2 separate regions of the Homo sapiens genome follow, and region 1 is linked to region 2. The links are chromatin loops, found by intact Hi-C in ENCODE. Cell type or tissue: K562. All regions are shown on one strand. Each heading gives the region's core, and the rest is flanking DNA. Links, peaks and the distances in the headings are about the cores only. Region 1 holds the start of TRIM11-AS1 (TRIM11 antisense RNA 1). Region 2 overlaps OBSCN (obscurin, cytoskeletal calmodulin and titin-interacting RhoGEF).

Region 1 (12,461 bases), core at 4,462-12,461, 54 kb after region 2:
CTAAACGGCCCCCAATATGATAAACCAAAGAAGTCTACACTAAGACACATTATAATCAGATTGCCAAAGTCAAAGACAAAAAGAGAATTTTGAAAGCAGCATGAGGAAAGTGACATACATGGGAGCTCCAATCAGATTACTGGGGGACTTCTCAGCAGAAACCTTGCAGGCTGAAAGAGAGTGGGATAGTATTTTCAAAGTGCTGAAGGAAAAAAAAACTGCTAACCAAGAATCTTATTCCTAGCAAAGCTTTCATTTGAAAATAAAGGCAAGATGAAGACTTTCCCAGACAAACAAAAGCTGAGGGAGTTCATCACCACTAGACCTTCTTTACAAGAAATGCTAAATGGCATTTTCCCACCTAACAGCCGAGCAAACATGAACAGAACTAAAGGAAGAAACAATAACACAATAATAGTAAGAGATTTCAATACCCCACTTTCAATAATGAATAGAACAACCAGAAGATCAATAAGCAAACAGAAAACTTGAACAACATTATACACCAATTAGATCTAAAAGACACATACAAATATTCTACCTAACAACAGCAGAAGACGCATTCTTCTCAAGCACATAGGGAACATTCTCAAGATAAACCACGTTGGGCCACAAAACAAGTATTAATAAATTTAGGAAGATTGGAATCGCCTCATAAACATACACACACCTGACAACAGAGTCTCAAAATCCATGAGGCAAAAGCTATCAGAACTAAAGGGAAAAATGGACAATTCAACAATAATGGTTAATGATTCCAATAGCACTTCCTCAATAATGAACAAAATAACTAGAAAAAATGACCAAGAATATAGAAGACTTACAAAACACTATCAGCCAATTGGGCAAAACTGACATCCATAAATGTTCTGTGTTTTCTTTTTTTTTTTGAGACGGAGTTTCGCTCTTGTTGCCCAGGCTGGAGTGCAACGGCATGATCTTGGCTCACTGCAACATCCGCCTCCCAGGTTCAAGCAATTCTCCTGCCTCAGCCTCCCTAGTAGCTGGGATTACAGGCACGCACCACCATGCCTGGCTAATTTTTTGTATTTAGTAGAGATGGGATTTTACTATGTTGGTCAGGCTGGTCTCGAACTCCTGGGCTCAGGCAATCTGCCTGCCTTGGCCTCCCAAAGTGCTGGAATTACAGGTGTGAGCCATCATGCCTGGCCACAACTGTGTGTTCTAAGATTCTAGATTTGTCTATTTGGCAACCTGTCATCACAGTGCCAACTGTATTCACTATATATTTTTATTTTCTATATTCTTGTTGCTCTGAACATGTGGCCTAGATGGCAGGGGAGAGACAGCCTCCTCCTCCCAGGGCAGGCCATTTCTCAGAGACAGCCAGAGGGCTTGCCCAGAACCACACCTTTAACCTTCAGACCAACCAATCCAGAGCCCAGATCCCAACAAGCTCCTTATCAAACCCTCAGCACAAGCCAATATGCCTAAATTAACCCAGGGCCAGGCACCTGGCAGCTAGGGATGGTCTCTGAGCCCAAAGCCCACCAGAATTATAGAGTCACCAGTCCTAAGTGTTACCCTGTCCTGCCTTGTCTTTCCCACAGAAATCCCATCAAAGGTTCTGGCCCAGGCTTGCCCCTGCTCCTTTATACCCCCTGGCTGACCCTGGTGTTTCCTCAGGTGGCCCTGGTGTCCTGGCATGCTCCTTCTCTTGGGAAAAGTAAGTGATAAATTCTTCTTTCTTTTTTTTTTTTTTTCTCTTTTTGAGATGGAGTCTCGCTCTTTCACCTAGGCTGGAGTGCATGGTGTGATCTTGGCTCACTGCAACCTCTGCCTTCCAGGTTCAAGTGATTCTCCTGCCTCCTAAGTAGCTGAGATTATAGGTGTGTGCCACCACCCCAGACTAATTTTTGTATTTTTAGTAGAGACAGGGTTTCAACATGTTAGCCAGGCTGGTCTCAAACTCCTGACCTCAAGTGATCTGCCTGCCTCGGCCTCCCAAAGTGCTGGGATTACAGATGTGTGCCACAATGCCCAGCCATAAATTCTTCTTTCAATAACATTAGGCTCTCCATGTTGTCATTCAGTCATCTCCATAAATTAAACTCTCGTGGGTATAGTCATGGACAGAACAGAACCCTCCAATGGATAACAGCAGAATGAATGTTCTTCCCAATGCACGTGGAGCCTTCTCCGGATTGGCAATCCACTAGGCTGTAAAACCGGTCTCAGCTGACACCACACAAAGAACATTTTCTGACCAAAATGGAGTTTAATTAAAGTCAACAATAGAAGGAAACTTGGAAAATTTACAAATATTTGAAAATTAAACAATGCACTTTAAAATAAACTGTGTGTCAAAGAAGAAATCTCAAACACAATTAGGAAGTATTTTGGCCAAGTGAAAATGAAAATGGCATACTGAAAGTCATGGGGTGCAGCTCAAGTAGTGCCTAAAGGGAAATGTATAGCCATAAATCCCTGCATTAGAAAAGAAGAGGCTGGGCGGCTTACGCCTGTAAGCCCAGCACTTTGGGAGGCCAAGGCGGGTGGATAACTTGAGGTCAGGGGTTTGAGACCAGCCTAGCCAACGTGGTGAAAACCCGTCTCTACTAAAAATACAAAAATTAGCTGGGTATGGTGGCAGGCACCTGTAATCCCAGCTGCTTGGGAAGCTGAGGCAGAAGAATTGCTTGAACCTGGGAGGCAGAGGTTGCAGTGAGCAGAGATCATGCCATTGCACTACAGCCTGGGTGACAAGAGCAAAACTCCATCTCAAAAAAAAAAAAAAAAAAGAAAAAAGAAGAAAGGGTTGGGTGTTGGCTCATGCCTGTAATCCCAACACTTTGGGAGGCCGAGGCAGGTGGATCACCTGAGATCAGGAGTTCAAGACCAGCCTGGCCAACATGGCGAAACCCCATCTCTACTAAAAATACAAAAATTAGCTGGGTGTGGTGGTGCACACCTGTAATCCCAGCTACTCAGGAGGCTGAGGCAGGAGACTCCCTTGAACCCAGGGGCAGAGGTTGCAGTGAGCCCAGATTGCACCACTGCACTCCAACCTGGGCGACAAGAGTGAGACTCCACCTCAAAAATAAATAAATAGAAAAGAAGAAAGATCAGAAATCAATAACCTAAGCTTCTTTTTTTTTTGAGATGGAGTCTCCCTCTGTTGCCAGGCTGGAGTGCAGTGGCGTGATCTCTCGGCTCACTGCAATCTCTGCCTCCCAGGTTCAAGTGATTCCCCTGCCTCAGCCTCCCGAGTAGCTGGGATTACAGGCACGCGCCACCACGCCTGGCTAATTTTTTGTATTTTAGTAGAGACCAGGTTTCACCATATTGGCTAGGATGGTCTCAATCTCCTGACCTCGTGATCCACTTGCCTGGGCCTCCCAAAGTGCTGGGATTACAGGCATGACCCACCGTGCCTGGCCTAAGCTTCAATTTTAAGAAAGCAGAAAAAGGCTGGGTGCAGTGGTTCATGTCTTCAATCCCAGTGCTTTGGGAGGCTGAGGTGGGAGGATTGCTTAAGCCTAGCAGATAGAAGTTGCAGTGAGCTTTGATCATGCCACTAGACTCCAGCCTGGGCAACAGAAAGAGACCCTGTATCCCCAAAAAAAAAAAAAAAAAAAAAAAAAAAAAGAGGCTGGGCACAGTGGCTCACACCTGTAATGCCAACATTTTGGGGAGGCCGAGGAGGGAGGATTACTGGAGTCCAGGAGTTTGGGACCAGCCTGGGCAACACAGGGAGACCCTGTCTCTACAAAAAAATTTAAAAATTAGCTGGGCATGGTGGTGTGCACTGGTGGTCCTAGCTACTTAGGAGGCTGAGGTGGGAAGGCTGCTTGAGCCCGCTGCAGATTGAGACTTGCAGTGGCCACAGACTGAGAGACTGAGACTTGCAGTGAGCTGAGATCATGCCACTGCACTCCAGCCTGGGCTACAGAATGAGATGCTATCTCAAAAAAAAAGAGGAGCAAACTAAACTCAAAGCATGAAAAATAAAGAAAACAATAAAGAGGAAGGTGAAAATTATTGAAATAAAAAACAGAAACATAATAGAGAAAATTAAATGCAACAAAAAGTTGTGGCCGTGTGCTGTGGCTCACGCCTGTAATCCCAGCACTTTGGGAGGCTGAGGTGGGTGGATCATGAGGTCAGGAGTTCGAGGCCAGCCTGGCAATATGGAGAAATCCTGTCTCTACTAAAAATGCAAAAATTAGCCAGGCATGGTGGCACATGCCTGTAGTCCCAGCTACTTGAGAGGCTGAGGAAGAAGAATTGCTTGAACCTGGGAGGCGGAGGTTGCAGTGAGCCGAGATTGTGGCACTGCACTCCAGCCTGGGCAAAAGAGCAAGACTGTTTCAAAAAAAGAAAAAAAATCAATTTGTGACCAAACGTTAGTTTTACTGACCAAGAGAAAATAAGCAAATATCTAGAAAGACAAAAGTTACCAAAACTGACATAACAAATGAACTATCTGACCAGTCCCATAACAAGTAAAGCAATTGAGCTAGTAATTTAAAATCCACTACAAGGGAAAGGCTGGGATCACACGGCTTCACTGGAGATTACAGAATATTAAATAAAGGGAGAAAGCGACCCTCCCAAACTCTTTCAGGACAGTGGGGGAGGGCGCTTCCTAACTCAGGAGTCCAGCATCACCCTGGTACCAAAGCCACACAAACACACCACGAAAACACTATGGACCACAGCCCAGTGGGTGGCTCAGGCCTGTAGTCCCAGCAACCGGGGAGGCAGGCGGGAGGATCGTTTGAGGCTGGGGGTTCGAGACCTCTGGGAAACATAGTGAGACCCCGTCCTTTTAGAAAACTGCAGAGCAATATCCCTCACGAGTACAGGTGTAAAAATCTTGAAGTATTAGTGAACTGCAATAGAGCAAGACAGTAAAAGGACCAAGTGGGATTTACCCCAGGAACCTAAGACTGGTTCAGTGGTGGAAAAGCAGGTAATGAAATATGCTATATTAGGAGACTAGAAATAGGCCAGAGGCGTGTTTCTGAGGAATGAAAATGTTCTAAAATTGAATCATGACAACGGTGGATTTAGTAAAAATCATTTTAATGGTACACTTGAAATAGCTGAATTTTACTGCGTGAAAACTATACCACAATTAAGTTGTTACAAAAAGTCAGGGTGGTCGGGAGAGGTGACTCCGGGCTGGGGAGGGCAGGGTAGGGCAGGGAAAGCACAGGGATCCGGGGCACGGCGGGGACAAAGCTCCACACCAGCACCAGGAGGCCTTCCTCCAGATGGCAGGGTTGCCCAAGCGAACACAGGGCACCTGGGAAGGGACAGGACATGGGAGGCGTGGAAGCAAACAGGGTGTGCGGGGCTTCTCTGGGTGCCTGGAGTGCACGGGGCTGGGTGTGGGGTGACCAGAGGCTCCGGGCACTGCTAACATGGGAGGCAATGGGCTCCGTGGCCACCCAGGGCATAAGGGGATCTAGGGTGCGTGGGTGACCCATGGGCCCTGGGGGGTCTGCTCACTGGGAGGCTGCAGGTGTGGGAGGATGGCATTGGGCACACAGGGGGCATGTGGTGGGCAAGGGTGAGATGGGGAGGGTGCAGCATGCAAGATGGGCACTGGGGTGCAGGGGGCTCAAGGGCGCAGGGGGGCACCAGGACGGTTGGGTGCTGCACAGGTGGTGCTGGGCACCCTGCATGCAGCCCACGGCATGACAATGTCCCGCAGCTCTTGGGACATCATGGGCACTCTGAGGGTGGCCAGCTACTGTCAGGTGGGCACAGCAGGTGTGGAGGAGAACATGCAATGGGAGCCTGCACAACAACCCTGTCTTTGGACCATGCTTGACGGTGCATTGGTGATGTACTGTGCAGACCTCCAGACCTGGTCCCATTGCAGAGGGCCTAATCTCATTCATGAGGGCACCACTTTCATGAACTAATTACATCCCCAAAGCCCCATCTCCTCATAACATGAACTTGCGGTGAGGATTTCAACATATGAATTTGGGGGAACCTAAATATTTGGTCAACTGCAAGCTGCACACAGTGGGGCTCCCTGACAGTGCAGGACACAGTTGTTCAGGCCGTTCACTGTCACCTCCTCTGAGAGACTGGCTCCCTGCTCAGGGTCCTGCATGTTCCCATCATCTTTCCACTGCCTGGAAGCATGGGTGACACCCACAGGGCCTCAGCACTCAGCAGGGGGACATCCGGAAAGATGAGTCATGAAGTCTGCCCTTCTCTTATGGAGTGTGCAGCTTTATTTTAAAGCTATGGCCAGAACTATCCTGGGTGCACACCCGTGGTCTCACCCACAAGGCTGCCCCCGGCTGTTACCACCAGCCAGATGGGCTCTCCGCTCTTTGCTCAGGTGTATGGTCCTTATGTGGAGCTGCTGAAGGAATTGTTTTTTGAGATAACCTGGTAAATGTTTCGTGTTCCACTGTGCTTCATTACAGTCTCCTGAGTATCATTTATTTAGTCATTCTCCCATTCTTGTCTTTTTTTTTGGTAGGGGGATAGGTGGCATTACCTAATACCATGTTGAACAAGATCAGCAATTCTGAGGTGGCGGGGGCTGCCTCACTCCAGGAGGCACAAACGCAGCAGACGGAGTCTTCAATTGGAGGGAAGCCCTGGACACAGCCGCTTGGAAACAGGCTATGGCAATACTCACCGCACCAGGCCTGGTGGCTCAGCCTGAAATCCCAGCACTTTGGAGGCCAAGATGGGTAGATCGCTTGAGCCCAGGAGTTTGAGACCAGCCTGGCCAATAGTGAGATTCCCACCTCTCCAAAAAAAAAAAAAATTAGTTGGGTATGGTGGTGTGCGCCTGTAGTCCCTCCCAGCTACTTGGGAGGCTGAGGCAGGAGGATCTCTTGAGCCCAGGAGTTCAATACCAGCTTGTATAACATGGCAAAACCCCATCTTTACAAAAATTAGCTGGGCATGGCCCCATCTGTAGCGTGCACCTGTAGTCCCAGCTACCCGAAAGGCTGAGGTGTGAGGATCAGCTGAGCCTGGGAAGTCGAGGCTGCAGTGAGTGAGCCGTGATTGCACCACTGCACTCCAGCATGGGTGACCCTGTCTCAAAAAACAACAAACAAACAAACAAAAACCCCACCCCAACACAGAGAAATGCCCAGTCCCCTGGTTTCCACTCAGACTTCTCTTTGTTGCAGCTGAATGAAACTGCTGATCTTGTTCAACATGGTATTACATAATGCCCCCCCAGGCCCCTGCCAAAAAAAAGACAAGAATGGGAGAGTGACTGAATAAATGATAATCAGGAGACTACTCGTTAAGCACAATGGAATGCAGGAAACATTTACCAGGATATCTCGAAAAAAACATTCCGGCAATAGCTCCACATAAGGAACATATATATTGAGCACAGAAAGTGGAGAGCCCATCTGTGCCTGGGTGTGGGAAGTGGCTGCCCGTCCCGGCCCTTACTTTGCCTGAGCTTCCCGCCTGCCCCGTCAACAGCCTCCCTGGGGCTCTGCCCTCTGCTGGGCAGTGGGGCACCCGCTATTGTTCCTGGACTAAGCAGGCACCAGCAGGATGACTTGTAGACAACAGCCAAAGTTTATTTAACGTGGGAATGCTTACAATAAATAAAGCAGAGGGGTAAAGAGAAACAGAACAGTACCTTGAGGACAAAGAAACCCCAAACCCAACACAAAAATCAACTCCTGCCTTCTTCTGTATGCCCCAGGCTCTGAGAAGCCACTGTTCCTCCCCAGGGTAGAGAGACTGCAAGGCCGGCGGCCAGCAGTGCACATCCCCAAGCAGCAGCTGGGACCCTGGGTCCTGAGGGGCCACTGGAGACCTAGGAAGCCTTTGCAAGGGCAAAACCCAATGGCAACATGCCCACGAAAGCTTCAAGTCAGAACGTGGGCCTGCAAAAGACATTTCTGGGCTCTGCTCTCTCCTCTAGGCCCACACACCTGCTGAACAGACATCTGTGCCCAGGCACCTCCCAGAAGCCCCTTTATTATAGGACATCTACTCTCTGTTCCTGTCCTCACTGGCCCCTCCCATCATCTCTCTGAAGACTCTTATTATGGCTGCCTCCTAATTCTTCCAGAGCAGCCACACCCAGGACTGTGACGGGCTCTCACCCACTGTGGGGTCACAGACAGGCATGGGGCTGGCTCCCATCCCAGCTGCCTCCCCCAGCATCTTCAGAGGTGGGGTACACAAGACTTTCAGGGGGCTGGCAAAGCTGCAGGAACTGTGCAGCTTAGGTGAACCCTGGATTCTGCAAGCCCCAGTGGAGTTTTCTCAGCTTCTGGAACCACAGGCCAGAGCTGCCGGGGCAATGGGGCTCCCAGCTTTGGTAAGGGCTGTTGGCATTAAGTGGCACCCGGTGGCTGGAGGGGTCTCCCAGGGAGGACGGAGCCTGCCCCACACTCTCCCACAGTTTCCTGGAGTGCTAGAATTGGGGTTCTCCCACGCAGGCTCAGAAAGGCACCAGGAGTTCCTCCTCTTGCTCAAAGGACACACTCCCTCCTCCCAGGTCCTCCAAGTGGCCAAAACACTCAGTGGCCTGGAGGGGCAGGAGAGGCAACAGGACTCCTCCAGGAGGGCCCGAGTCACTGGGGAGCCAGGGTGTCCCCGGACCCACCTTTCGGCCGGCAGATAGTCATCGGGGTCGGGCTGCTGGACAGGGGTGAGAAGAGGGGCCGCAGCGTCCCCGAGAAGGGGATCTCGGGAAAGATGAATAGCAGTGACCCATCGGTGGCACTGTAGAAAGAGAGATGTCCAGCCTCGTAGTCCAGAAAGATCCCCACGCGCCTGGGTGGGTCCCGGAGTGGAGCCAAGGCCCGTTCCGAGGAATTGTAATAGCTCCCCAGGAAGACCAGGATCCAGAAGCCGTTGCCCGCGGACAGCTCGCCCTTCTCCTTCCTGTTCACGTTCTCCCTGCACACCCCCAGGGCCCAGCTGGTGCGGTCCCCAACCTCCACCTCCCAGTAGTGGCGGCCTGAGGTGAAGCGCTCCTGGCCCAGCACGCAGGGGCCGGGGTCAAAGCGCTCTGGGCTGTCCGGCAGGGCCTGCCGTAGGTCCCCCCGCTGCACGCTCCGCCTGTCTTCAGACAGGATCAGCTCAGGGTTGGCGGTGTCCGGGTCCAAGGTCACGTCCCCTGCAGAGAGAGGCCCAAGGTCACCCAGGCACAGCCACAGGCAAGCTGGGGCCATCTGCCCATGTCCTGGGCATGTAGGTACAATCCTCCCAGTCGGACGGCCTGGCTCTCTGCCCTGGGCCTGTAGCCTCACAACCTCCTGGAGTAACTAACTGTCTCCAAGTGGACATCCTCTCCCCACTTAGCTACGTCCAGTTGCAACTTACAATGTCCTACAAATTGGTCCATGTTTTGCCTTCAGATATCAAGAGGGAATCTTGGTTGCTTTTTTTTTTTTTTTTAAAGAGGCAGGGTCTTGCTCTGTGGCCCCAGGCTGCAGTGCAGTGGTGCGATCATGGCTCACTGCAGCCTTGATCTCCTGGGCTCAAATGATCCTCCCGCCTCAGATCCTCCCAAGCTGCTGGGATTACAGGCGTGTGCCACCATGGCTGGCTCATTTTTTTGTTTTTTATTTGTAGAGATGGGAGTCTTGCTATGTTTCCCGGGTTGGTCTTGAACTGATGGCCTCAAGCAATCCTCCCGCCTGAGCCTCTCAAAGTGCTGGGATTACAGAGGTGAGCCAATGCATCCAGTCTGTTTTTCCTTTCAATCTCCAAATGAAGGATGTGAATTAGGGCAGCTGTCCCAACCCTGACCACTCCGATTTCAGATCTATCCACCTCTGGAGGCCTGCACACAGTTCCTACACAACAGGCTCCTGACCTGCTAGCAAGAGCTGAGGATAGTACTTCCTTTGGGTGACTGTGATACAAGACTCAGATTTGGGTTTTGTGCCCAGTTCCTGGCGCAGAGCTCACAGAACCCTGGGAATTTCCTGACTGATAGAAGCATCTTGTGCTATCATAAGATGCCCCTTTCCATCACACCTGAGTTGATGCCACTGCAGTGGCTGAGGTGGGGACCTGAGAGCCCAGCATAAGGCCAGCCACCAGAAAGACCAATCCTGTCAGTAGAGGGCGGGAACACTCAGCCCCAGCCTCTGACCTCAGGAAGGGGAAAGGGGTCTGAGGTTGAGCCCCATCACCAATGACCAATGATTTAATCAATCATAACCATGTAATGGAACCTCCACAAAGACACCTAAACAGCTCTTGGGGCTCAGGGAGTTTCCAGGTTGGTGAGCACACTGAGGTGCTGGGAAGGTGCACCCAGGGAGGGTGGGAAAGCTCTGAGCCCTTCCCCAGGCTTTGCCCATGTGTCTCTTCCATTTGGCTCTTCCTGAGTGGTATCCTTCACAATAAACCAATGACAGTAAGTAAAGTGCTCTTCTGAGTTCCATGGGCTGTGCTAGCGAATGCTCACATCTGCAGAGGCGCTGAGGGAACAGAAGTATGGGCAGCCCCTGGAAGTTGTGACTGGCATCTGAAGTGGGGGCAGTCTTATGGGACTGAGCCCTTAATCTGTGGGGTCTGTACTAACTCCTGTAGTGTCAGCACTGGCAATTCTGTTCAATGCTGAATGGAATCCTTGGATACCCAATTCGTTTCCAGAAGTTGAAGAATTGTTTGGTGTGAAAATACCCACACAACTGATGTCAGAAGTATGAGCAGAGGACGTTTTCCCAACAACCCACCACCATGACACTGTGAGTTTGGAGCTGGCAGTGGCAGGGCACAGAACACGTGGCTGGCTGCCCAGGTCCTTGGCAGGTCCCCTCCTGGAGTCATCTCCCCACCTGGGGCCTCCACACCTACCTCGAAACCTCCGCAGTGTCTCTACCAGTCCCGGGACCCTGCACACGGTCCTCAGCTCCATAGGCACAACTTCTGGGGGCTGCAGCTTCACATCCTGGACCCTAGAGGGGACAACCCAGGTGTTGTCGCCATGGCCAACAGCTGGGTCCCACCCCACTCCCTCCTGCCCCCCCTCCAGGAGAGGCTGGGTTCGTACCTGCGCAGGGCGTCCTTGATGTCCTATGTGGGGAGGAGAAACAGCACACTCGGTGTCAGTGACCATCGCTTGCTCCTGGAGTCCCCTCCCCGCCCCTGGAGCCTCGCCCCGTCCCCCTCTCCTACATTTGAGCGTCAGGCAGCAAAAACACACACAGGGGGCCATAAACCACCCGCAGCAAGGCTCAGACACAGGAATGCTGGACAGAGGCTCTGACATGTGTGCCAGGAGGCATCACCAATGGGGTGCAGCCCAGCCCTGCGGACCAAGGCCCACTTCTGCCTGACACTTGGATGTAGGGCATCTGGCTGTTGGCTCACTCACCCAGAGCCCCAAGTGGGCGCCTCTGGGTGCCAAGGACAGGACAGGCACACATCCCAGCCTTCAGCATAGGGGCACCTCCACCCCAGCTGGAGCCCAACCCTGTGGTTGCACTGCTTCCTCTCCCAGCTCCACCTGCCCTGCAGGCTCCCTGCTCAGCCCCACTCTTGGGCGTGCGTCCTTCCTGTGTCACTGCCTGATACGTGATAGCATCTGACTCCATGTTAGGGCCCGAATTGTGTCCATCCCGCCAAATCCGTATGTTGAAGCCAGAAACTTCAGGACTTCAGAACTTGACTATTAGAAAAAAGGGCTTTTAAAGAGGAAATCATAGTAAAATGAGGCCATTAGGGTGGGCTGCAATCCAAAATAACTTGAGTCTCATAAGAAGGGGCGACTAGGACACAGACACCCACAGAGGGGAGACCCTGTGAGGATACAGGGAAGAAAAGGCATCTACAGGCCCAAGAGATAGGCCTCAGGGGGAACCAGCTTTGACCTCAGTCTTCCAGTGTGCAGGACTGGGAGACAATCAGTCTCTGCTGGGGAAGCCTCCTGGCAGGTGGTACTAAATGTGGCAGCCCGAGCTGGCGTGATACACCCAGGTATTGGAACATCAGCTCTTAGGAGACACGGTCTTGTATCTCTTAGAGCAGTCTTCAGTGCACTGCAAGGATTTAACCCACACTGTCAAATAGACGATCCCACACCATGTTCATTCTAACACACGTGGTGCCAGCTACCAGGCCAGGATGCAGAGGTCAGTAAGACATAATCCCAGACAAGGGTTTCCCTACATGTAGGAGAAATGGCAAAGGAAGATTTCCACACATACGGGTAGTTAATTCTGTCTAGGGGGACAACAACACACTCTAGGCCCCAAAAATTTTTTAAAAAGGAGGCCAGCACTTTGGGAGGCCAAGGCAGGCAGATCACTTGAGTCCAGGAGTTCAAGACCAGCCTGGGCAACACAGCAAGGTCCCATCTCTAAAAAAAAATTTTAAAATTAGCTGAGCTTGGTGGTGTGTGCCTACAGTCCCACCTACTCAGGGGACTGAGATGGAAGGATCGCTTCAGCCCAGGACATCGAGGCTGCAGTCATAATCACATCACTGTACTCTAGCCTGGGCGACAGAGTGAGACCCTG
Region 2 (16,373 bases), core at 4,793-12,792:
CATGATAGAAAGAGGATGAGGGAGCTCTCTGGGGTCCCATGGAAGTTCCACCCTCATCACCTAATACCTCCCAAGGGCCCACCTCTTCATCCATAGGGGGTTAGTATTTCAGCATATGGTCTTTGGGGGGCATCTCAACATTTAGTCCATAAGAGAGGGTAAGTCCAGCCTCAGTCACTCCATCTTGACTAGAAACACTAGTCCTAGCTTCTGGTTTTGAGGCCTGTATCTTTTCATCCCATTATTCCCTAGTAGGATGGAACTGGAAGGTTCTACCACTATCACTGTTTCTTCTGAGGCCCCTGGATCATTCGGTATTAGTTTGTTGTGTCAAAGAGGCTTGTAGTTAGTTATAGGCCTTGAAGAATGGGGCTAGTAATAGCCTGAGGTGGAGAGGCTACAATGTTGCTGTTTCCCCTGTGACTTCCTAGCTCCCAAGTCTAAGTGGCTCCCGGGCAAGGCTCTGTAGTCAGGACCTCTGAGGGCCGAGGCCATCCTGGTGCGGTAGCTTATGCTGGGGCAGATGGGATGGCAGACCTTGCTCCAGCTCCCCTCTTCCTTCCCCAGTGACAAGCACAGACTATGACACTGCAGCAGATGCCACGGAGTCCTCATCCTACTTCAGTGCCCAAGGCTACCTGTCCAGGTAGGGGCTGCCAGAGGTGGGCTGTGCCCCATGGACTGACGTCGCAGGGCCTCTCGGGGAGTGATGCTGCTGGGTGAGGGCAGGGCTTGGTCTGACAGCATCCAATCCTGGAGCCTTCCTCCAGGCCCTGGCGGTCTCTGTCCACTCAGTCAGCAAACAGGGGCTTCCAGCGTCATCCATGCCCAAGCCCCTCAGCACCCCTCCCGCCCTGCTCCCCTCGATGCCCTGCTTTATGGCTGACCCCTTTTCTGTTCTGCCAGCCGGGAGCAGGAGGGAACAGAGTCCACCACTGATGAGGGCCAGCTGCCCCAGGTGGTGGAGGAGCTGAGAGACCTCCAGGTGGCCCCTGGCACACGCCTGGCCAAGTTCCAGCTCAAGGTGAAAGGTGAGAAGGAGAGGGAGTGGGGACACAGCCATGGCAGGATGGAGGCCAAGGAGCCATACCCCATCAGCCACAATTGAAAGGAGACCCCAGCAGCGGGGTCAGGCAGTCACTCATCCCTGCTGCCTGGGTGCAGGAGGCTGACACTCTGTCACTGGTGGTGTGGGGACCCTCTCTCCAGGCCTTCATCTGTCTCCCATCTGGAGGGCACAGTGCCCGTGGGTGGTAGCCCAGGCTGACCACTCCTCCTCCCGTGGCCCAGGCTACCCTGCTCCCAGATTATACTGGTTCAAAGATGGCCAGCCCCTGACCGCATCTGCCCACATCCGCATGACTGACAAGAAGATCCTGCACACCCTGGAGATCATCTCCGTCACCCGGGAGGACTCTGGCCAGTATGCAGCCTATATCAGCAATGCCATGGGTGCTGCCTACTCGTCTGCCCGGCTGCTGGTTCGAGGTGGGTGCTCTGAGGGGCCGGGCAGAGACTTGGGCCCTGGGCAGCATCCTGGCCAGGGCTGACATCCCCTGCACACCCTGCCATATCAGGCCCTCAGCGAGGATCATTGGTCATTGCCCCTTGGTACACAGTGGCACAGGCGGCCGGAAGTTGGCCCTTCCAGGAGTGGGTGTGCAGCCCTCTGTCCTGACTGATGGGCAGGCTGGAGGTTGAAGTTGACCCAGGAAAGTGGGTCAACACTGCGGCTCTAGGTAGATCCACGCACAGCCAGAGCCGGTGGTAGCTTGGGACTAGAGGACCCTACTTCCTTATTGTTCAAAAAGTTCTGATCACTGAGAGTTCATTCCAAGTTTCACCCAAACCCGTCCTGCCACTGCTGCAGCTTTCCCCAGCGTCTCCAGGTGTGAGTCCTCTGCTGCTCTGGGCAGCATTATTTGGTTGTGTGCTGATTCCAGTGTGGGGCCACAGAGTCTGTGGCAGGGCGAGGGTGGGTGGTGGGTCATCGGGTCTGGTCCATGCGGCCTGTTGCCTCTGTCACCTGAGTGTGTAGAGTTCCAGGGCTCCAAGGCCCAGGTTTCAGGCAGGGGTTAGGGCGTTTGCTTGGGGAGCAGCGCTGCCCTTGGGTTCCCTCACTGTAGGGGGCAGAACTGCCAGGCACCCGCACAGCGCCGGGTAGGAGCCACGGTGGGGGCCTGTGTGTGCTGGGTGTCTGACTCTAGTGCCTCTTTCAGGCCCTGATGAGCCAGAAGAGAAGCCTGCATCAGGTGAGGCAGCCCCAGACAGGCAGGGAGAGGCCAGGTGGCCATGGGTGCTGAGGGCCTGAGCCTAGGGCTGGCTGCAGTGGAGGTGTGGGTGGCCATGGGCTGGCTCAGGGAGGGCGCAGCAAGGAGACAGCCCGGCCGAGGGGGAAGCGTGGTGCTGTCCAGGTGCTGGCTGTGGAGAGCCACCTGGGCGTCTGCAGACATCATCCGGGGCCAGGAGGCGGGCGGTGGGGGCTGTGCCGAGGTCTCTGCCAGCCAGCCTGTGTCCCCTAGATGTGCATGAGCAGCTGGTGCCGCCCCGAATGCTGGAGAGGTTCACCCCCAAGAAAGTGAAGAAAGGCTCCAGCATCACCTTCTCTGTGAAGGTAGAAGGTAAGGCGTTTCCTGCCCGCAGCTATGGAAAGATCACCCCTGGGGGATGGGACAGAGGTGCCCCCTCCCCACTCACATCATCCCGAGGGAAGGCCTGTGGCAGGGCTTTATCTCCAGAGACCCCGCTCCTGGCGGGGTGCACCCACCACCTCCTGCCTGCCCCTAGGACGCCCGGTGCCCACCGTGCACTGGCTCAGGGAGGAGGCTGAGAGAGGCGTGCTGTGGATTGGCCCTGACACACCGGGCTACACCGTGGCCAGCTCTGCGCAGCAGCACAGCCTGGTCCTGCTGGACGTGGGCCGGCAGCACCAGGGCACCTACACATGCATTGCCAGCAACGCTGCCGGCCAGGCCCTCTGCTCCGCCAGCCTGCACGTCTCGGGCCGTGAGTGGGGGTGGGGGGATGGGGGGATGGGGGGCTGGGGCATGGGGGGTGGGCACTGGGTGGCTTTGGGGTCTCCTTGGGGCACACTGCCCATCACCACCATCTTGGCTGGGACCCTGTGGGACCCCCTCCTTCCTCTTTTCATTCTCTGACAGCACCAGGGAGACCCCAAAATGGGTCAGGCCCTGGTGGTGCTGGTGGTTTTGAGCCTCAGAGTCGCCTCTGGGCCCAGGCCCCGTGGGTTCTGCACCGCTGGCTCCAGAGACATTTCCTGAAGCCCCCTGCATCCTGGGCCTTGCTTAGCCCCTCTGAGGACAGGAACCCCTGTTCTCCTCCCATCACTGTCAGGGTGACCACGGGCCAAGAGTGGGATGGGGAGGTGAGCTCGGGCACAGCCCCTGCTCAGGGCTTCGGAGGGACCCAGTCCAGATCTGGAATCAGATGTGCTGGGGTTGGGAGCACCGTCTGATGGCTTGCCGGTCCTCCTGACAGTGCCTAAGGTGGAGGAGCAGGAGAAAGTGAAGGAAGCGCTGATTTCCACTTTCCTGCAGGGGTGAGTGAGGGTTGCCCCTCCAGGCCAGTCCGGTCAGGGCCAGGGAGGACGCTCTAGGAGTGGGGGACAGGACAGCGCTGCCCCTGGGGAGAGCACCTGTCCCGGAGCGTGTCCTGGCTCTGCCCCATGCAGGCCATGTGGTTTGGGCCAGCTCTCTTCCTTCTCTGCATCTCAGTTTCCCCATTGTAAAGTGAGGGCTTCTGTTGGGCCTCTCTGGTATGGAGCCTCTTTCTCTGGTATCTTGGTTTGTTGCCCCCAGACCCTCTTTTTGTCAGGAGCTTCTGCATAAGGACAGAGGGTGGTGGGGTCCAGCCCAGGCCTCTCAGGACACCCCCTTCACCTGTTTAGGACCACACAAGCCATCTCAGCACAGGGGTTGGAAACTGCGAGTTTTGCTGACCTTGGTGGGCAGAGGAAAGGTACAGTCAGGGTGGGTGCATGCTTGTGAGGGGCCAGGGTGGCTGATCCCCTGATGCTTGGGGGCAGGGAGGAGGCTGCCCAGGGGTGGCTCCTGGCCTCAGAGGCCCCTCCTGAGCAGCACAGCCTTGGGACACCTGCTCACACAGCCAGGACCAACCCATGTTCTCTTAGGCCTGGACTTGAGGCTTGGTTAGTGTCAGAACCATGTCTGATCCCCGTGGATCCGGGAGCCTGTGGGGTCCCTGGGCCGGCCCTGGGCACAGAGCTCACATCCAGCAGGCTGTGTAGATACCTGGGTCTGGGTAGAACTCCTAGGTGCTGGGCACTGAGAACAGAGGCAGCACAGCCCCGCTTTGGACCCACGGCTCCTCCTGCAGCCTGATGCGCAGGTCTGGCCTCTGCTGACTCTGTCCCCAGTGCCCCTCGTCCACTGTCCACTGGCGGCCCCTGCTGTGCCCTCTGTCTCTGGACATTCTCAGCCCATTGGTCACGCCTCGGCTTGACGCTCATGAGCCAGAGTGACTCCTCATCCTGGCCAGTTCCCACTGGCCTCCTGCCCTGCCGGCCACTGAGTCTCATCATCTCCCTGCTGGACATCAGCACTATGCGGGGGAGGCCTTGGCTCTTTGTTCACCATCGGCTCCCAGGGCCCAACATGGGCCTATGGCATGGGGTGCCTGGTATACATCCGAGGGGCACGCAGCCACCTGAGCAGAGCGTTTGTATCCGCAGAAGAGCCTCTGGCTGCCAAGGAGGCCCTCGGCCACCTGTCCCTCGCTGAGGTGGGCACAGAGGAGTTCCTGCAGAAACTGACCTCCCAGATCACTGAGATGGTATCGGCCAAGATCACGCAGGGTGAGGGGCAGCAGCCCATGTGCCAGGGTCCCTGGGGTGTGTCTGGGGTGTTTGCCCTTCCCCTGAGCCCTGGAGAGCCAGAGGCAGGCCAGGGTGTCATGATCCTTGCACCCCCAGCCAAGCTGCAGGTGCCCGGAGGTGACAGTGATGAGGACTCCAAGACACCATCTGCATCCCCCCGCCATGGCCGATCACGGCCATCCTCCAGCATCCAGGAGTCTTCCTCAGAGTCAGAGGACGGCGATGCCCGAGGCGAGGTGGGCGGCTGGAACCCTCTGGGAGCAGGGCAGGGAGAGGCCCTGACCTTCCTGAAGAGAAGGTGCAGGGTGGAGAGGGACTCAGGAGGCAGGACCCCCATGGGACTCTAGGGAGGTGGGACCGCACCAAGGTGCATAGGAGGCAGGAACTGGTGAGAACAGGGTCTTCTCCTCACGGGGCCCGGCAGAGACTTGCCTTCTGGGAGAGCCATTTGTTTGATTCATTCATTCACTCCTTTGTTCCTTCAATGGAGAATGTGTCTCAGGCCTCAGTGTACCAGGCACCCTGTTAGGGCTTGGGGTGGGTGTGGAGATGGGGAGAAGGTAAACAAGTAACTGAGTGTAGGCAGTCCAGGCCTGGAGACCCTGGGGCTGTGGTGACCTCTAAGGTTGGGGGTGGGGCAGGGGAGGTCTCCCACATTCCCGCTGTTCTGCGTGGAGGGGGAACTGGGCGTGTGCACGCTGACTCTGGGGATCCCTGCCCTGTGGCTTAGGATCTCGGCAGGCCCGGCTGGCACCTCCCGGGTCTCACCACTTCAGCACCCCCATCCCTCTCTCAGATCTTTGACATCTACGTGGTCACCGCTGACTACCTGCCCCTAGGGGCTGAGCAGGATGCCATCACGCTGCGGGAAGGCCAGTATGTGGAGGTCCTGGATGCAGCCCACCCACTGCGCTGGCTTGTCCGCACCAAGCCCACCAAGTCCAGCCCCTCACGGCAGGGCTGGGTGTCACCAGCCTACCTGGACAGGAGGCTCAAGGTATCTGAATGGCCAGGCAGGAGGGGTCCTCAGGGGTCCCGGAGGCCCCTAGCAGGGTCGTCCCAATTTGAGGGGCGAGAGCCCGATCCCCGCGGGGCAGGGCCAGAGCTCAGTACCCCAACAGAAAACTCCTGTCCCTCACCAGCTGTCACCTGAGTGGGGGGCCGCTGAGGCCCCTGAGTTCCCTGGGGAGGCTGTGTCTGAAGACGAATACAAGGCAAGGCTGAGGTGAGTGACTGCCGGGCCGGAGGTGGTGGCACTGGCATCCCACCAGCTGGACAGTCTCCCAAAGAAGCAGGCCGCTTGCCCTGGCTCTGGGTCCAGGACCTAACCCTGGAGGTCTTGGGGTCATGGCCATGCTGATTCCTCTGCGGGGGCCTCTGAAACAGCGCTCCTGTGTGAGCCTGTTAGGGACGGGTGGGGGCCGAGGACAGCAGAGCAGGCCCAGAGCTGCCTGGGTTCCCGCAGCTGCCCTCCCAGCCTCGTGCTGGCAGGACCCATCTGGGTGGCTTCCTGATGTTGGGGCCGGCCTTGTCCAAGAGGGAGCCTCTCTCCACCTGCTCTCCCACTTCCTGCGAGCAGGCAACAGGCTGCGCAGCAGGAGGCGCTCCCATCTAGCAGCTGAGGGAGTGGGGGCCTCGTGGCCCACAGTCCCTGCACGGGAAGCAGGAGCTCCGTGGTCCCTTACGGCAGCCCCCTCCTGCCCAGCTCTGTGATCCAGGAGCTGCTGAGTTCTGAGCAGGCCTTCGTGGAGGAGCTGCAGTTCCTGCAGAGCCACCACCTGCAGCACCTGGAGCGCTGCCCCCACGTGCCCATAGCTGTGGCCGGCCAGAAGGCAGTCATCTTCCGCAATGTGCGGGACATCGGCCGCTTCCACAGCAGGTGGGTGGGTGGGGCCACACACACACACACACACACACACACACACACACGTCCATGCATGGACACACTGTAGGGCCAGGCCTCCTGCAGGTGGGTTGGAGCCAAGGGGGGAGAGAACCTGTGCTGACTTGATTTATCCCTCAGCACCCCTCCCCTCAGAAACCCAGACATGTGTACCTGGCTTACTCATGGGAAGGCCTGCGGTGCACCAACTGCTAACTGGCATGTGCGCAGGCCCAAGTGCATGCACACCCTCACACGTGTGCACACATGAACACATACATGTGTACAGGTGCAGCCTTTAACAGCATACACCCATGTGCATGGCACATGTGCACATCTGTAAATGCACACACATGCACACAGTACATACACCCACATACACGTGCACATCACCTATGTGCACACAGTGCATGCCTATAGACGTGCACACGCATATATGCCTGTGTACATGTATATATGTTATACACATGGACACACATATGTACATGCCCCCACACTATCTCTGCACATCTATGCATATGCACTTCTGCACACATGTGCACACCCAGCATGTACATGCACACCCTTTTATCTGCACACTTTAATACATGCACGCATGCGTATAGCATACAACACCTCCTTCCTCCACCACCTGCCTGTGTATGCAACCACATGTGTGCTCATACACATTTACATGCCTCCACAAATGTGCACGCCCACATACATGTACATATGTAATATTCATGTGAGCTTTCATACACGGCACACAAGCACTTATTTGCATGCCCACACATGTCTGCACGCACACTCTCACAGACCCCAGGAGCCACAGGGCCCCAGCCCTTGTGCAGGGGCCAGCTTCCTCCCAGAGGTGAGGGCTCAGGGCCAGGCTATGGGGCGCAGGCTGAGTCCTGATGCCATCCCCCTTCACAGCAGCTTCCTGCAGGAGTTGCAGCAGTGCGACACGGACGACGACGTGGCCATGTGCTTCATCAAGAACCAGGCGGCCTTTGAGCAGTACCTGGAGTTCCTGGTGGGGCGTGTGCAGGCTGAGTCGGTGGTCGTCAGCACGGCCATCCAGGAGTTCTACAAGGTGCCCATGCCTGAACTCATGGGCTCCTGAACCTCAGTGCCTGCCCTTGGCTCCCTTTGAAGGCTCACTGAGCCCAGGCGTCCTCCAAGGTTCATCCTGTTCTGCCCACATCAGAGCCTGCGCTCATCTTCCCCGACCTCGCCACTGCCCACAGCCTCCCTGCACCCCCCTTGGGCCTCAGTTCAGAAATGCGGGTGGAGCTGCTTTTGCAGCCCTGTGCTTCTGGGAAGGCCACTTCAGCAGCCCAAGTCCTGTGCTTGTCACCTGTCAGGAGGTGATGACAGCTGTCACCTGGGGTGTAGGCTGTGTGTGCACCCTGGGGACCCACCCTCCAGCTCTCAGGGACACAGCCATCAGTGGGCCTTGCACTCCTGCCCTAAAACCCACCCTCCTGGTTCCCACAGAAATACGCGGAGGAGGCCCTGTTGGCAGGGGACCCCTCTCAGCCCCCGCCACCACCTCTGCAGCACTACCTGGAGCAGCCAGTGGAGCGGGTGCAGCGCTACCAGGCCTTGCTGAAGGTGGGCACCACCTCCCCTGCCCCGCCTCCTCTGCCCAGGCTGGGTCTCTTGGGTTCCAGCCTGTGGAGCATTCTAAGCCCTGACCTTCGCCCCGGCCCCAGGAGCTGATCCGCAACAAGGCGCGGAACAGACAGAACTGCGCGCTGCTGGAGCAGGCCTATGCCGTGGTGTCTGCCCTGCCACAGCGCGCTGAGAACAAGCTGCACGTGTCCCTCATGGAGAACTACCCAGGCACCCTGCAGGCCCTGGGCGAGCCCATCCGCCAGGTTGGGGAGGGCCAGGGGCCGGGGCCGGGAGATGCATGTGATGTGGGTGGGTATTGGGGTGCTGGGGGCTTGTATCTGGGGCTGCCAGGAGGTGGCGGTGTGTGCATGAGTTGGGCAGAGCACTGGGTACCTGGGTGGCTGTGGGGCCTGCACCGCTGGGCAATCTGGCCCACCACAGGCTGACCGCAGCCCACACCCTCCCCCAGGGCCACTTCATCGTGTGGGAGGGTGCACCGGGGGCCCGCATGCCCTGGAAGGGCCACAACCGTCACGTGTTCCTCTTCCGCAACCACCTGGTAATCTGCAAGCCCCGGCGAGACTCCCGCACCGATACCGTCAGCTACGTGTTCCGGAACATGATGAAGGTCTGCAGGCTCTGGGCTGCTGGGCGGGGCTCCCTGTCCCTCAGCGCCGGGGTGGATGCCAGTGGCCACACCTGCAGCCGCTGGTCCAGGGTGGCCTGAATGTTTCCTCGTCGGGTCCCACATCTGTTGAGGATGGTCAGCCCGTGTCCCCCTCCCTGTGCTGACACCCTCCCCCACCCACAGCTGAGCAGCATCGACCTGAACGACCAGGTGGAGGGGGATGACCGCGCCTTCGAGGTGTGGCAGGAGCGGGAGGACTCGGTGCGCAAGTACCTGCTGCAGGCACGGACAGCCATTATCAAGAGCTCGTGGGTGAAGGAGATCTGTGGCATCCAGCAGCGTCTGGCCCTGCCTGTGTGGCGTGAGTGTCCACCTTCCCGGGGGCCCAGGTGGCTGAGCCAGGATGGGGCACCCGGCTGCAGCCGCACAGGTCCCTGCCTGGGTGGGTGTGAGGGGTGGGCTCGTTCCTGGGACAGACGGCTACAGCCTCATGGGGAGCCCCTGGGCTGGGTGTTGGGTTGGCCCTGATCCAAGGTCGGGGATACCATGGGGTCCCCAAGCTCAAGGCACCCATCCGGATCATGTCAGGGGCTGTGAAGGGTCTGGCAGCCCGGGGTCTGCTTCCTCAACCAGAACAGAATCTTCCCCCGAGCCCCCACTGCTCTCCATTTAACATGCACCTGCCTCACTCACCTGACTCCAGGTGGGGACCTTGGATGAGGGGTGACAAGGGACAGTCCCCATAGGGGCCACACCATCAGATGTGGGGCTCATGGTGCAGGGCAGGTGACCTGCCAGGTGCACCTGGGGGTGCCGCAGCCCGATGTCCCCCCACAGAGCACTCAGGGCTGTTGTGTGTCCTCAGGGCCCCCGGACTTTGAAGAGGAGCTGGCCGACTGCACAGCCGAGCTGGGTGAGACAGTCAAGCTGGCCTGCCGCGTGACGGGCACACCCAAGCCTGTCATCAGCTGGTACAAAGGTAAACCCCGGGGCCAGGGGCTGTGGCCTTCCTGTCCAGGATGCAGGCCCTGCAACAGAAAAGAGCTGCCCGAGAGAAACAGGCTGTGAGGGCTGGGGACCCAATATGGGATTTGGCTGGGAGTCTGGGGCATGGACAGGCCTTATATGTTCACTTGCCACCCGCCTTCCGAATCAAAGACAGCATGGTTGGGGACACGGAGATGCCGAGGCTTGGAGAGGAGGGAGTTCAGTGGGGGCACTCGGCTCTGCAAAGCTGCTAGTCCCATAGTCAGGGCTGATTGTGGCCAAAGGGCCCAGGTTAAATTAGCTGCCGGGAGAGCCACCTAGGGAAAGGTCCAGGCGGCACTATGCATGAACTTCCAGTTGTCCCCTCCTGGGGGGAATCATTTCTGCCAGTGACAGCACGTGACGACATGCACGGGATGGTGCCAACCAGGTGCTTCCCTGGCCATGGTGTCCAGGGTTTTGCAGGCTCAGCTGTGGAATCCTGGCTCACTGCTCTGTGGTGGGCCTTGGGCTCCAGCCCTTCTGGAGGCCAAGTTGATGCTGCGTGGCCCAGGGACCCCTAGGAATCTCAGAAATCTCACGGTCAGCATAGATGATCCCATGTGGCCCAGGGCTCCCAAGGAGAACAGATGCTTTTACCAGACAGGATATCCTAAGAGCCTGAGATCACCTCCCAGGAGCTGGGGGCCTCTCCCTGGGGAGCATCAATCCTCCCTTGTGCTGGAGCCATGTTGGGTTTCAGCAGCAGAGGGACACAGTTTGGCTCTGTCATCTGTCACCTTGTCTGTAATGCCAGGAACCTGCTGGGGAGGGCCAAGAGGGGACCTGGGACACCAGCCTGGGAGCCACCGTGCTGGAGCTGGGGACCCAGGCTCAGGGGTGGCTGTGGATTCCAGGGCCGTGTTGAAGGCTGAACTGGCCCGATTTGCTGATGGGGTGGCTGGCTGTGTGGAAAGAGCTTGGCATCCAGATGCTCACACAGTTGGGGCTGGACATCCACCAGGGTGGTTCCTTTTACAAAGGTGGAAGGCTGGGGAGAGGCGGGGTGATGTGCAGACAGGGCTGGGTGGGAGGAGGAAGCACCAGGCCTGGGAGGACCCTGCAGAATCGAGGTGCCTGCAGGGATGCAGGCGGAGGCGCTGAGGGGCGGTCGGAGAAATACAAGTAGGGCTCAGGAGAGGGATGTGGCCGGAAACGATGAATGGAACGTCGTCAGCTCACGGAGCGTCTGACCTGCCAGTCGATGCAGACGCAGAGTGCGTGTGGAGGGGTGAGGCCCAAGCACCCAGGCTTGAGAGCCCCCACTTCCAGAGTCTGCAGAGATGAGGGGACACGAACCCAGGGGAAGGAGCGGCCAGGGAGGTGGGGGCCCAGGAAGCCAGCCAGGGAGAAGCCAACGGGGAGTGGGCAGGGGGCGTCCAGGGCTGCCAGGGTCCCCAGAACTGTGGAATCTCCCATTCTACCCCTCACACATGTGCAAGTCAGCCTGTCACGGTTTACACACATACACATTACACACACTTGTACGCACACGTACATAGCGACACATAGATACATGCTACACACTCATGCATATGTACATACACACCATATATATGCATTACACGTGCATGTACATTAACACTATATGTGTAATATACATAGATGCACGTCACACATACAGATACTACACATACATGCATAGTATACAATACATATACACAAATACATACCACACACATGAATATGTACATAGATACACATTATACAGGTACACATATATGCACACATAGCACATGCACATGGATCATGCACAAGTGCACACTACATGCACCTATACAGCTACATAGATATATACACAGATACATGCAAACATGCACTATACACATACAGAGATGTATGCACATTACACACACAAGTACATACTTTACATATGCACACACACTTTATACACAGCTACACATGTGCATATATGCACACACTGTACACATATAAATATACATATTAGAGACCACACATATGTGCACACATAGATAATACTGCACACATATACATATGTACATAGCCACATACCATACACAATACACATGCACAGATACATGCAACACACATACATGCTACACGCAGACACCACACATGTATATTCATAAATACTACACATTCATGTGCATGCATACATACACAGTACACATATATACACATAGACCCACCATATACATAGGTACACACAGTCATATGTACTACACACATATCTGCATGTAAACATGCACAAATGGTACATATACACATATATACATGTATAGTTACTTGCACACACACACAAGACACAAGACCTGTTGGTCCAAGACAGAAATGGTTCATCACTCAACATGAGGCAGCAGCCAGGACAGGCTCTTGCCGCAGCTCTCAGGGGTGGTGTGGGAGAAACCTGCACATGCATGCGCTGCACCATGGATTTCAGGGGCTGCATCTCACCACCTCGGGTGTCTCCAGGGAGGGAGGCATCTCTGCTCCACTGTCCTGGAATGTCTCCTTGTGTGAGCGCTGCTGTCTGGAGCATCTGGGCTGGCCAACTGTGGGCCATTGTGCCCCAAGAGACCCAGCTCCACCCTACTTCCACAGGCTCCAGCCCCTGGGGGATTTTCCCACACTTGTGCCCAGCCCTCAGCCATCCTGGCTAATCTGACTGATGCTGGCTGGTATGCCGTCCTTCCGGTGTGACTCAGGCTGCATTTACTCAAGCCTCTCAGCAGGGGAGATGCCAGCCTGTGGGACTGCCCTGGACCACCCCAAGGCACCAGCCAACATGTGTGTGGCTCCCACACAGGAAGTCTTGAGAACACAGTTATTGTTTACAATTTGGGGGCTCCTACGAAGGCACACATCAGTACTGATTGATGGTACCTCCCAGATGACCCCCCAGGGGGTCACCTGGGCTGTCAGGTGAACCTCATCTGGCCTGGCTGACCGGCCTCCAAGCCCCCAGTTCAGTCCTTATAACCGAGTGCTGTCCTGGTGTTGCAGGCACCATCTGGGCACTCAGCCCTTCCTGTTCTCCCTGTCCATAGCAGCCGGGCCCGCGGGTCTGCCCATGACTGAGGACGGGGCTGGAGAGGAAGGACTCCAGGGAGTTTTGCCGGGGTGTGTGGGAGGGGCCATCCCAGTGTCCACTGGTCGGAGCTGATGAACGCAATGGCTTGGAGGGCTGCCCTGGGATACTTCTGGAGGAAGGCTTGGGTGGGTCATTAACGCCTGCTCCCTGGGGTCTTAGGAGCTCCCCTCCTGCCACCTGTCCAGACCTCTCCTCCGGGAGGTTAGGTTCAAGAGGAACAAAAGCTTTTTTATCAAAGCCTGCCAGAAGCCAGTTGAATGCCCTGAGCCCCGCTCCCTTTGGACCAGGCTGCCACCAAGGGGTGGTCATGGCAGAGCCTGGGTTTCCCTGTGGATGGAGGCCCTCCCCTGTCCCTTGCTTCCTAACCACCAGCCCAGTAGGCAGCTTGCAGGAGATAGCTCCTCTCTGGGGACAGCTGCACTTGGTGACCGGACTGCCTTCCAAAGGTCCGCAGGCCAGTAGGAGGTGGGCGCAGTCAGACCGCCATCCCCTTGCTGAGTGGCTCTTGTGGTAGATGTCATAGGACATCAAACTGCAGGGGGTGTGTGTGGCACACGTGGCTCATGTTAGCCACACGCTTTCATGGTGTGGCTGGAGACCCAAAGCAGCCTCACAGCAGGTGGCCTCCACAGAGACCCTGGAGAGGGACAGCTGGCCTAAGGGCCATGGAGAACATTCCCCTCGGCCCTCTGCAGGTTCACTAAACAATCACTTGCAAAAGGCAGACAGATAGGAGGAAAGGCAGACACACTTATTGAATGTGTAGACACTGGATCCTTCAGAATGAAGACCCAAAGACCCAGAAGAAGCTGTCCATTTTAATGCTTAGGTTCCATAAAGTATGGACAACTGTGTGGAAATAGGATTGGGCAAATAGGGTTGGATCTAGTGAGAACAGACTGAGTGGGGACACCCCGCTAGGCCTGTCTGTCTGGATTCTTCTTGGCCTTCTGAGCAGTGCCCTTTTCTTCTGGGTGAGAAGCAGGACCCTTGCTGGAATGGGGGTCTTGGATCCACAGCCAAACAAAGTAGGTCAGATCATTTCTTCATGGCCAGGTTTTACACAGAACGATGGAGAGAAAATTGGAGTCCTATTTTTAGGCTTTCTGGCTGGCTTTAGAGAAAAAGGTGTCCTGGTTTCTATGACCCACCTTGGGGAAGAGGGATTCTGTTTCTATGTCAGCCTGGGAGGAGAATGAGGGGCTAGAGACAGGAGGGGAGGAGAAGGTCAGAGATAAAATTTTGCTTCTGAGGCTGCTTGGGAAGCCCTCATTTTGGGGTCTTGTTTTCTGAGCCCCAACACTGGGTTCATAGGAGCGGTATGCCAGGATGGAGAGTGGGTTCACCATGTGTACTGTGTCTTCCTTTCCTGTAGGCTTGAGAATGTCTCTCCAGGATGTCCCCAGTCTGACATGTGATGTAGATTTCTGCATCTGTGCCCTGCCTGTGGTGGGGCTCAGCGATGTGGTGTCCTGGGGGCTCTGCACAGGAGCCTTGGCGGTCTGGCCGGGGTGTCCCCATCAGCAGCCTTGATTCACTTCATTGTTCATTGCCCCAGGAAGAGGTGTCTTTAACTTGCCAGCCTATTTAAAATTATCTCTGATCCTGGCATGGTGTCGCATGACTGTGATCCTGGCTGCTTGGCAGGCCGTAGCGGGAGGAGTCCATGCACTCCCTGCCGTGTCCCCTCTGCCTTCCCTTGGGGGAGTTTGTTGTCTCGGGGAAATTGCTTGAGCCAGGAAAGGATCTGTGGTATAGAGGGGATGGAAGGGGTCAGAGGACAATGACGGAACAAGGCACCCCTCTGTGGCTCAGCCAACCATGGAGGTAGGACCCCGTCTCTACCGCAAACACAGAGATCCTCTACTGTCACCCCCAGAAGAATGGAAGGCCAGCATGGTGGATGCAGGAGGCTGCTCCACAAGACGCCCAAGCTGTGGCCGTTCTTCCTTAGTGCAGGCTCGGTGCCCATCCTCTCCCCTCCAAACCAGCCAGACCTAGATGGGCTGAGCCCTCTCCTGCCTCTGCCCATCGTGGCTGCTGGTGGCCCTCCCCAAGCACTCAGTTCAGGCACGAGTGTCCGTGGCTGTGGTCTGAACAGGGTTAGAATCTTCCTCAGATCCAGCGCTGGCTCTGGCATTTATTGTGAAATGGCTGAACTGAGGCTGAACCAGCAAAGTCCCTGGCAGGGATTGGAGAAAGAGTGCCAACCAAGGCACTGCCCAGGTGTCTGTGTTTGAACCCACTTCTCAGTGCTCAGCATGCAACTACCTGCCTAGTTTCTCTCCTTAGCAGGGCAACAAAGTAGAGAAAGAGATCCACAGGGCCGCTTCTTCTTTCCCTTCCAGAAGGCCATGCCTCTGACAGTGTCACTTCCCTGTCCCCAAAATTGTAAACCAAAAACTGTGAAGGGCCCAAAATTTTACCCCACTTGCAATCTTGCAAGCCAGCCTGCCAGCCAGATATAGACAAAAGACACAAGACTCATGGGTCAGAGACAAAGACTTTTTACCAGCAGTGCCTCAGTGTCTCTCATCATTGCCCCCACCCGTTTCTGTGAGGAGGTGATGGAGCTAGGTGTTAGTTGCATGCAGGGGTTGTCCCATGAGAGAGAAACCGTGAATCTTAGGAGACATGGAGCTCTTTTTATGCGGCTGCTGGTATATCTGCCCATGCTTCACTCCAGAGATAGGGGGTGACTTCCTACCCTGGGATGCAGAAATGTCTCCCAGGAAAGGAATGGAAGGGTTTTGTCTCTGTTGTCCTGGAACACAGCCAGGCAGATGGGCATCTTCTGCTTCACTCTCCTTACTTTCTACTCTACTCTCTTCTTCTTCTTCTATTCTAAACCTGGCTGTGAGTGCCTTTGCTCAGAGGGCTGAAATGTGGAATCTGAATTCCAGGGAGAATTGTTTTCCCACAGCAAGATGAGGACAGAGCTGCTGGTAGCGTGGCGGCCCTGACAGGAGCTTTGGGGGAGAGAACTGGGGCCCAGGGGATGGGCTTAGTGGGGATGGGAAGAGACGCCTTGGAGGGTGTGAGCACAGCTCCTTTCTGGAGTTGCCATAAAGGGGTGTGGAGATCTGAGGTGGTAACCAGAAGGTTTTTGAAAAAAATTATTTAAAATTATTTCTGAGCTGGGTGGGGTGGCTCACACCTATAGTCCCAGCTACTCAGGAGGCCAAGGTGGGAGGATCACTTGAGCCCAGAAGTTTGAGACCAGCATGGGCAACAGAGTGAGGCCCTGTCTCTACAGAAAGTTAAAAAATTAGCCAGGCATGGTGGTGCACCTGAGGCGGGAGGATCACTTTTGCCCATAAGGTCGAGGCAGCAG

Evidence for each region. Hi-C counts contacts between places; a loop is a spot of excess contacts. Peaks named below come from ENCODE experiments on the same cell type or tissue, not always from the same donor. Only the 100,000 strongest peaks of a DNase experiment are listed, where the experiment ranks them.
Region 1: it touches region 2 in a loop (2.4-fold over the local background); 4 of 110 quality-filtered maps call a loop at or near these places.

The regions. Positions count from the first base shown.
Region 1 is chr1:228,386,150-228,398,610 of GRCh38, forward strand. TRIM11 (tripartite motif containing 11) reads right to left here. Exons shown (of 6, transcript NM_145214.3): 4 at 10,994-11,016; 5 at 10,798-10,898; 6 at 7,527-9,103. The coding sequence ends at 8,556. It overlaps TRIM11-AS1 (TRIM11 antisense RNA 1), which reads left to right and starts at 8,141. Exons shown (of 3, transcript NR_199157.1): 1 at 8,141-8,299; 2 at 9,562-9,657; 3 at 10,594-10,818. MIR6742 (microRNA 6742) reads right to left here and starts at 10,960; the gene lies at 10,899-10,960. RefSeq lists enhancers at 4,842-5,398, 5,399-5,954. In K562, for the core only: a CTCF peak has its summit at 7,485 (motif pointing left); a DNase peak (open chromatin) is centred at 6,148.
Region 2 is chr1:228,332,293-228,348,665 of GRCh38, forward strand. It overlaps OBSCN (obscurin, cytoskeletal calmodulin and titin-interacting RhoGEF), which reads left to right. Exons shown (of 116, transcript NM_001386125.1): 68 at 568-646; 69 at 907-1,031; 70 at 1,291-1,488; 71 at 2,220-2,252; 72 at 2,523-2,621; 73 at 2,788-3,006; 74 at 3,499-3,559; 75 at 3,908-3,978; 76 at 4,712-4,834; 77 at 4,952-5,091; 78 at 5,652-5,852; 79 at 5,998-6,080; 80 at 6,561-6,734; 81 at 7,653-7,809; 5 more. Among named protein-coding and RNA genes, the nearest start is that of TRIM11-AS1, 54 kb to the right of the region's middle. RefSeq lists an enhancer at 8,776-9,070. In K562, for the core only: CTCF peaks have their summits at 6,452 (motif pointing right) and 8,694 (motif pointing right); DNase peaks (open chromatin) are centred at 6,451, 8,699 and 8,929; H3K4me3 peaks cover 342 bases; H3K27me3 peaks cover 1,055 bases.